Linked DNA regions of Homo sapiens: region 1 is linked to region 2. The links are chromatin contacts, found by Hi-C or POLR2A ChIA-PET in ENCODE. All regions are on one chromosome and are shown on one strand. The core of a region is the stretch at or near the end of the contact, and the rest is flanking DNA. Distances in the headings are between cores, read along the strand shown.

Region 1 (3,287 bases), core at 423-2,922, 750 kb after region 2:
TGAATTATAAATATTTACTGCATACAAGGATCCAGTGCAGAGCTTTGTAAATTCCATTTGTTATTTGTTGAATATATTCACAGGTTTTCTTTTTATGTTAAAATCAAACATCTTAGAAAACCAGCTGGCAAGTACCTGAAGACATCATTTAATCTAATCTTTTCATTTTGTACATTGGGAAGCTGAGGCCAACCTCCATGGTTATACTTGCAGGCAAGTTGCTTAGAGTTTATCCAAAAAAATGATATTTCTGATTGTCAGGGTACTAAATAATTTTGGTAGCATCCCAGTAAGCAGAACAGAGTAAAATTCTCCCAGGGGTTCATGAAGCCCCTGCAATAACACAATGCTACTAATTAATTAATTAATACAATGCTGTTATTTCTGCCAACAGAAATCTCAGAATATGAAAAACACACAAGAGAGGCTAAATGGGAAAATTACTGACACCCAAGCCAATGACCTGAGTCAGAACAACTTTTATCAGAATGAAGCGCAGAAATATTAATATCAAGAAGCTGAACTTTTAAATCAAAGCCAGAAAATGTATTTGCCCAAGGTAAAGGCATGAGCAGAAGGTTTACAGAGAGAAGGACAATGATGATAAGGAAAGCTTGCTTCTTTACAATGAATGCATTGTGACAAACTCGTGAGGCACCAAGCAAGCTGACAAGGGTCCCTTCTTCCTTGCACCTAGGACAGTTTGGCTAAAGGACATCTAGGGTGACACGCCTCAGACAGTCCGCATTAATTTCACATCCTGGAATAGCCCGAAGAACCTGTCCAACCTGACTGTCAGCCTTTTCAAAATCACTTTTGGAATTCTTTGTTCAATCCTGCTTGGTTTACACTGGAACGTCTCTTCTGGGACTTCTCTGGTGACTTGATCTTTGTCCACAATGACATAGCCCAGGAGACCCACCAATACCCAGATTTGCCCAGTGGGTGACACTAATATTAGATCCAATTAGAAGTGTCAATTCAAAACAGATGAAGGACACATTTACACACAAGTCAGGGCTGCCACAAATTCATTTCTTCCTCACAATATCCTCTAGCAGAAAAAAGGGCAAACTGACCTTGAAGAAACCTCCTTTTTTTTATCGGTTACCATGGCAGCATGAACCGTCTCTCCCCAGGGCACCTGCCCATGGGTTTGCACCTGCCAGCTGGTAGCAAGAGTGCACCAGCAGCCTTGGTTCCCAGTGGCTGTGCTCACATCATCAACAAAGGTACCAGCAGTGCCAATTGGCTTCACGATATGGATACCTGCCCGCTAAGCATTGGCCTGGAGCTCGGGGACTTTCACAAAGGCCAGCCAACAGCTGGCAGGCAGGAACCTCCAGGTCATTGTCATCCTGGGCTGAATTGGAACATGCACTTGGGAGACAAAGGCTCTGTCTGTAACCACAGCATCCCTTCCTCCCTGGGTGTTTTATTTTCAGCTCTGGGTCCCCTGCTATGGGAAGGCCATGTGGCTGAAGGTGTCTTTCTTGTTTTTTTTTCCCCCCCCTCCTTTAGCATTGTCCTGCCTTGTGCATGGTGCAGAAAAGCTTTCTCTGTCCCATGTCTAGTTTTATTGCAAATCAGAGAGCTCACCATAAGTCATCCTGGGCCAGTGGGTTCAGAGGTGGAGCTGGTAACCAGAGGCCATGTCAAACTTCCTCCTCTGGCTCCATACCAAGGCCTCGGAGGATTTTTTGTCACATGAGGTTACTGTAGTTTCACATCCTCTAAAGCAAAGCTCTGTCGAAACTCTCTATTCTCACATGGCTTCAGCTCAAACAACCACCCTACTCAGCTGCCTTCCTAACCCTTTCAAGCCGTGAATCAGGAGACCTGGGTTCCAGTTTCAGCTCAGTCTGCGTGCCCCAGAGCAATGACGGGGCCTCAACTTCTTTATCATGAAAATTAAGAGGCCAAAGTACCTTTCACTCAGGTTCCTTTCAACTCTCTCTCCCCTATCTTAAAAAAAAAAAAAAAACAACAGCTTATTTTTCCTGTTGCTTTTAGAAGAAACTCTTAACCTGAGACTCTCTAAAAATGAATAGAGATTATTGTGGTTTAAAAAATAAATGGCTACACACAGCAACCTGACTGTATCTCAAAAATATTATGGTAAATGAAAGAAGCTTCACATACAAAAGAGCTCATACTGTATGGTATTATTAACATGGAATTCAAAAATAGGCAAAACTAATCTACAGTTTTAAAAATTAGAATAGTGGTTGCCTCTGGCTGTGAGGTAGGAGCAGGGATTACCTGGGAAGGGGCAAGAAAGAATTTTCTGAGATGAAGGTTATATTTTATATCCGGTTAGGACTGGGTCACACAAGTAAGCCTTCATCAAAACTCACAGACTGCTACTCTTGAGAGGATCAATAGAGGTAATAAAGCAATTATAGCAAAATATTAATTGCAGGATCCAAGTTGTGAGTAAATGGGTATACCCTGTTTAATTCCTTCAACTTTCCTGTAATTTGGGAATCTTCATACTAAAATGTTAGAAAAAAACACGTTCTAATACATTTCAAAATTCCTGTCTCACTCATTCTCTCCTTTCTTCCATCCCCTCCCTCTTTCTTGACATGTGACCTTCTTTTCCCATTAAATGAGTCAATGGAAATGGGAATATTTATTGATTTGAGCAGTTAAGTCACCAGTGCTCTGTGATGACTAACTACTTTATCATTCATTGCCCATGGCTTTCAAGGGAAGAGGACAAGCTCTGTGCATCTTTCTCAAAGAAAGCGTTCCTACCTGTAAAAGTCTGTTAGAAAGGACTGCAGATTTAATAAGCATCTTTCAAGAGCTCTGTCCCCATTCCAACTCACCCCAACCCTCCAGCCCCAACACATTTGTTAAAAATTCACATTCAGAGATGCAGGACCCTCAACCTTGGACTTCCCAGACTCCAGAACTGTAGGACATAAACCTCTTGTCTTTACTTTAAAAAATAATAATAACATTCAGTCCCTTTTTTGAAGGTTTTTATCAGGATATCTCAAACTTAACACTGAAAGGAGGTAGCAAAATTTCTGTTTCCTCCATGTCTTTGTACTTGTAGAAATGGAGGCACAAAGGTAAGACACAGGTGTGACCAGGCCCTTCGAGTGGTTCAGCTGACTGAATATACACCTAGAGACCCTAAAACAAGCCACAGGGGTGAGAAATCAGAGAATTAGGAATGCGCAATTTAAAAGCACTGCGGTTTCCAATGTGAATTGACTGGAACTGAGGTTAAAGAAGAATTTCAGCATTTTTTGGTCACCAGTTTCTCAATGGAC
Region 2 (3,329 bases), core at 211-2,710:
AGAGCTCTATGCAGGGCTGTGCTGCCCAAGACGCTTGTCGTGTGCTGATGAAAAGGGCTGGGGAGAAGCAAGGGGCAGGGGAGGGGCAGAACTCCACAAGAGGGCAAAACCTGCTGTCAGCAATGCTCTCGTGGCTGTTCAAGGGAAGTGAGATACTTGTACTATGCATTTCATTTTTAGGACTAGAATTCTGTCTTCCTGCCCAACTTCAATATAAGTGTGGACTAAAATGCGAGAAAGGTGTCCTGTGGTCTATGCAAATTAGAAAGGACATGCAGAGTTTTCCAACTAGGAAGACTGAATCTGTGGCCCCAAGAGAACCATCTCTGAAGACTGGGTATGTGGTCTTTTCCACACATGGACCACCTACGGATGCAATCTGTAATGCATGTGCATGAGAAGTCTGTTATTAAGTAGAGTGTGAAAACATGGTTATGGTAATAGGAACAGCTTTTAAAATGCTTTTGTATTTGGGCCTTTCATACAAAAAAGCCATAATACCATTTTCATGTAATGCTATACTTCTATACTATTTTCATGTAATACTATACTTCTATACTATTTTCATGTAATACTATACTTCTATACTATTTTCATGTAATACTATACTTCTATATTAAAGTTTTACCCACTCAGCCAGGTGCAGTGACTCACACCTTTAATCCCAGCACCTTGGGAGGCTGAGGTGGGCAGATCACTTGAGGTCAGGAGTTTGAGACCAGCCTGGGCAACATGCTGAAACCCTGTCTCTACAAAAAATACAAAAATTAGCCAGGCGTGGTGGTGCGCACCTGTAATCTCAGCTACACGGGAGTCTGAGGCAGGAGAATCACTTGAACCCGCGAGGCAGAGATTGCAGTGAGCCAAGATCGTGCCTCTGCTCTCCAGCCTGGGCAACAGAGCAAGACCCTGTCTTAAAGTTTTACCTACTCAGCTATCTAAACTGAGGCTCCACAATGTAAATACGTGAGAGATCAGGGAAGCCTGGTGGCTGTGGGAAAGGGCTCCAGTTGACCAGGACTCGGCAGCTCATTACACTCTTTGCTGCAGGAAATGACTCCTGCCTGCATTTCCTGTGGAGGATCCGAGACCCACGCCCGGGCTCTCATTGTCTTCCTATTCCAGGCTCCTTCCCGCTCCTGGAGCTGCCGCTGGGTCTCAGCTCTCTGCTCTGAGGCTACGCCGCAGCTACAGCTCCCTGACCTGTTCCTGTTCAGGCTCCCAGGAAACCTCAGAGTGGCAGGTGCCTGCTGTTTCCTCTGTCTCCCGCCCATCCCACCACGGCCTCTCCTGTACTTTCAATTTGTTTTTCTTTAGCCATTCCTTCCCTTCAGCTTCTAAACACAGTTGGGTCACTTCCATTAAAGAAAGAAAGAGCCCCTGGATCTTCCTCTCCCTCTGGCTGCCCACAGACTCTTGTCACAACGCAGGCCGTGGTTTAAAGGGAACGTGGTCTACAGCCCGTCTGGCAGCTTCTCCAGGCAGCTGAACTTGTTTCCGTTTTTGGTAGTGAGAAAATTGCACCGCTAGAACTTTCTAGAGGTGTAGAAAGCAGGGAGTCACTCAACCCATTCTGGTTCGGGGGACTGCCAGATTTTTTTTAAAAAAAAGGGGGTGTAGAAAGCAAGTGAGACCAAACAATTTTGGGACAAGGAATACGGACACAGAACAGACTGGTAAGTACCCAAGTGTATGACAAACATCCACCATGGATCTAGGAGAAGCCCTGGGGCAGGGTGATATTCACCCGCAGAGACCCCTGTTCATCACTAAGCTTATGAAGAACCATTGACTGGCATTTAACACCAGGTGCTGTGCTCAAGGTGTGGCACGCAGTACCCAGTAAGCCTCACAACTGCATTGTGAGTAGGTAGCTCTGGCCAGTGGCAGATGAGGAGGCTGTGCTCAGAGAGGCTAGATGACTTGGCGGAGGCTCTCTGAGGCTCTAAGCGGGAAGTGGGGGGTTGGAGCCCAGCCCTTTGACTTTCCTTGTGCTTTTCTACCTCGGGTGAGTAAGATGACCAAGGGACTGGGGAGATCAAGAGGAGTGGAGACTCCAAGGGGACCCCTTTTTGGTGAGACGTGTAGACCATTCCCCTCTCCCCTGGGTGCCTGCAGAGAGCTCTTGAGACTGGTTTTAGAGCCAGTGAGGTCTAAGAGAAATGCTGACGGCAGGTGTGGGGATGGAGAGGGGAACCATGTCCATGTTCACAGCCCTGGTGACAAGAAGACAGAAGCCCCCAGGGACCCAGAGCTTCAGAAGGGTTTACGATGGCTACAGAAGCAGGTAGTCCCATGACGGTGTAGAATCTGTAAGCACCCCCAGGAGCTGGGCAGGGCAAAAGCAGGTCTGCTGGAAGAGTGGATGTCCCATGACTGTTGGAATAAGGTACCACGTGGGTGCCTCCTCCCACCCCTCCTTCCCCCTCCCCCACCCCCACGCGCCCTTGGGGCAAAGCGAGACTCGTATCAAAATAAAAATAAGTTATTGGCTCACGAGTTACACTTTCAGAGTCCACAGACTTAGCAAGGATTCGTGTCCTCTTGCCGCTGTAACACATTTCCATAAGCTCAATGCCTTAAACAACAGGAATTGATGATTTCACAGTTCTGCAGGTTGGAAGTCACACTGGGCTACAGTCCAGGTGCTGGCAGGGCTGTGTTCCTCTCTGGAGGCCATAGGGAAGAGTCTTCCTTGCCTCCTCCAGCTCCTAGGCGATGCCTTTATTCCTTGGCTTGCGGCTCCTTCCTCCGTCTGCGGAGCCAGCGGTGTTGCGTCTCTCAGTTCTGCAGTCACACTCGCTCTGTGTGCAGGACCTGGGCTGCACAGCATGAAGGCCCCAACTAAAGCCTCCGTCTCCATGTAGGGACTTTCTCCCGAGATGCCAGGTTTGTCCTTTTAGGAGTTCCTGGCCCATAGAAGACTGTGGCTATATAGTCTTATGTGAGATCAGAACCCAATGGGAGCTTGATGGGAACTGAGCCCAGAAACCCATCAAAATCTCATCTTATTGTTGTCAAAGCTATAGGGCCAAAGGATCTAGGGCCTAGAAAACCTAGCCCTAGATCCATGGCCCAGGGGGCTCACTAACAGTGCCCCTAGAATTAGACATCCCAGGTCCCTGGCCCAGCTGGATTCCCACAGGCCTTGCTCTGCAGGGACAAGATCCTGAGAGAGCAGGAGGGGCAGACTCTGGGGGTAGAACCAGGGGCTGTCTTGGCCTCGGCCCATCAGAACCACAAGCGCAGGCCCATGGAAGGGCGAATAAGGGGAAGTCCAATAACAATAAGGTCCAAATGAACTTCCATCTGAATTCAGAATTCTTAAG

Evidence for each region. Hi-C counts contacts between places; a loop is a spot of excess contacts on that map. ChIA-PET counts read pairs that join two places held with the same protein, here RNA polymerase II (POLR2A). Pooled maps may share reads with other maps.
Region 1: a loop to region 2 is called in a pooled map, with 2.7 times the contacts of the local background. The contact joins two enhancer-like sites. A Hi-C loop is called at or near these places in 2 of 37 single-sample maps with no recorded cell type and 3 of 50 pooled maps. POLR2A ChIA-PET finds 5 or more read pairs at or near these places in 1 of 52 experiments (SK-N-SH).

The regions. Positions count from the first base shown.
Region 1 is chr5:56,668,484-56,671,770 of GRCh38, forward strand. No RefSeq gene overlaps it. Among named protein-coding and RNA genes, the nearest start is that of C5orf67, 64 kb to the left of the region's middle. RefSeq lists a silencer at 1,719-2,013 and an enhancer at 1,963-2,012. Within about 2 kb of position 1,673, at least 15 of the 41 ENCODE cell types and tissues checked have a DNase peak (open chromatin) inside an H3K27ac peak, as active enhancers do.
Region 2 is chr5:55,922,216-55,925,544 of GRCh38, forward strand. IL31RA (interleukin 31 receptor A) reads left to right here. Exons shown (of 15, transcript NM_139017.7): 15 at 1-635. Among named protein-coding and RNA genes, the nearest start is that of IL6ST, 71 kb to the right of the region's middle. RefSeq lists an enhancer at 617-1,217. Within about 2 kb of position 1,461, at least 10 of the 41 ENCODE cell types and tissues checked have a DNase peak (open chromatin) inside an H3K27ac peak, as active enhancers do.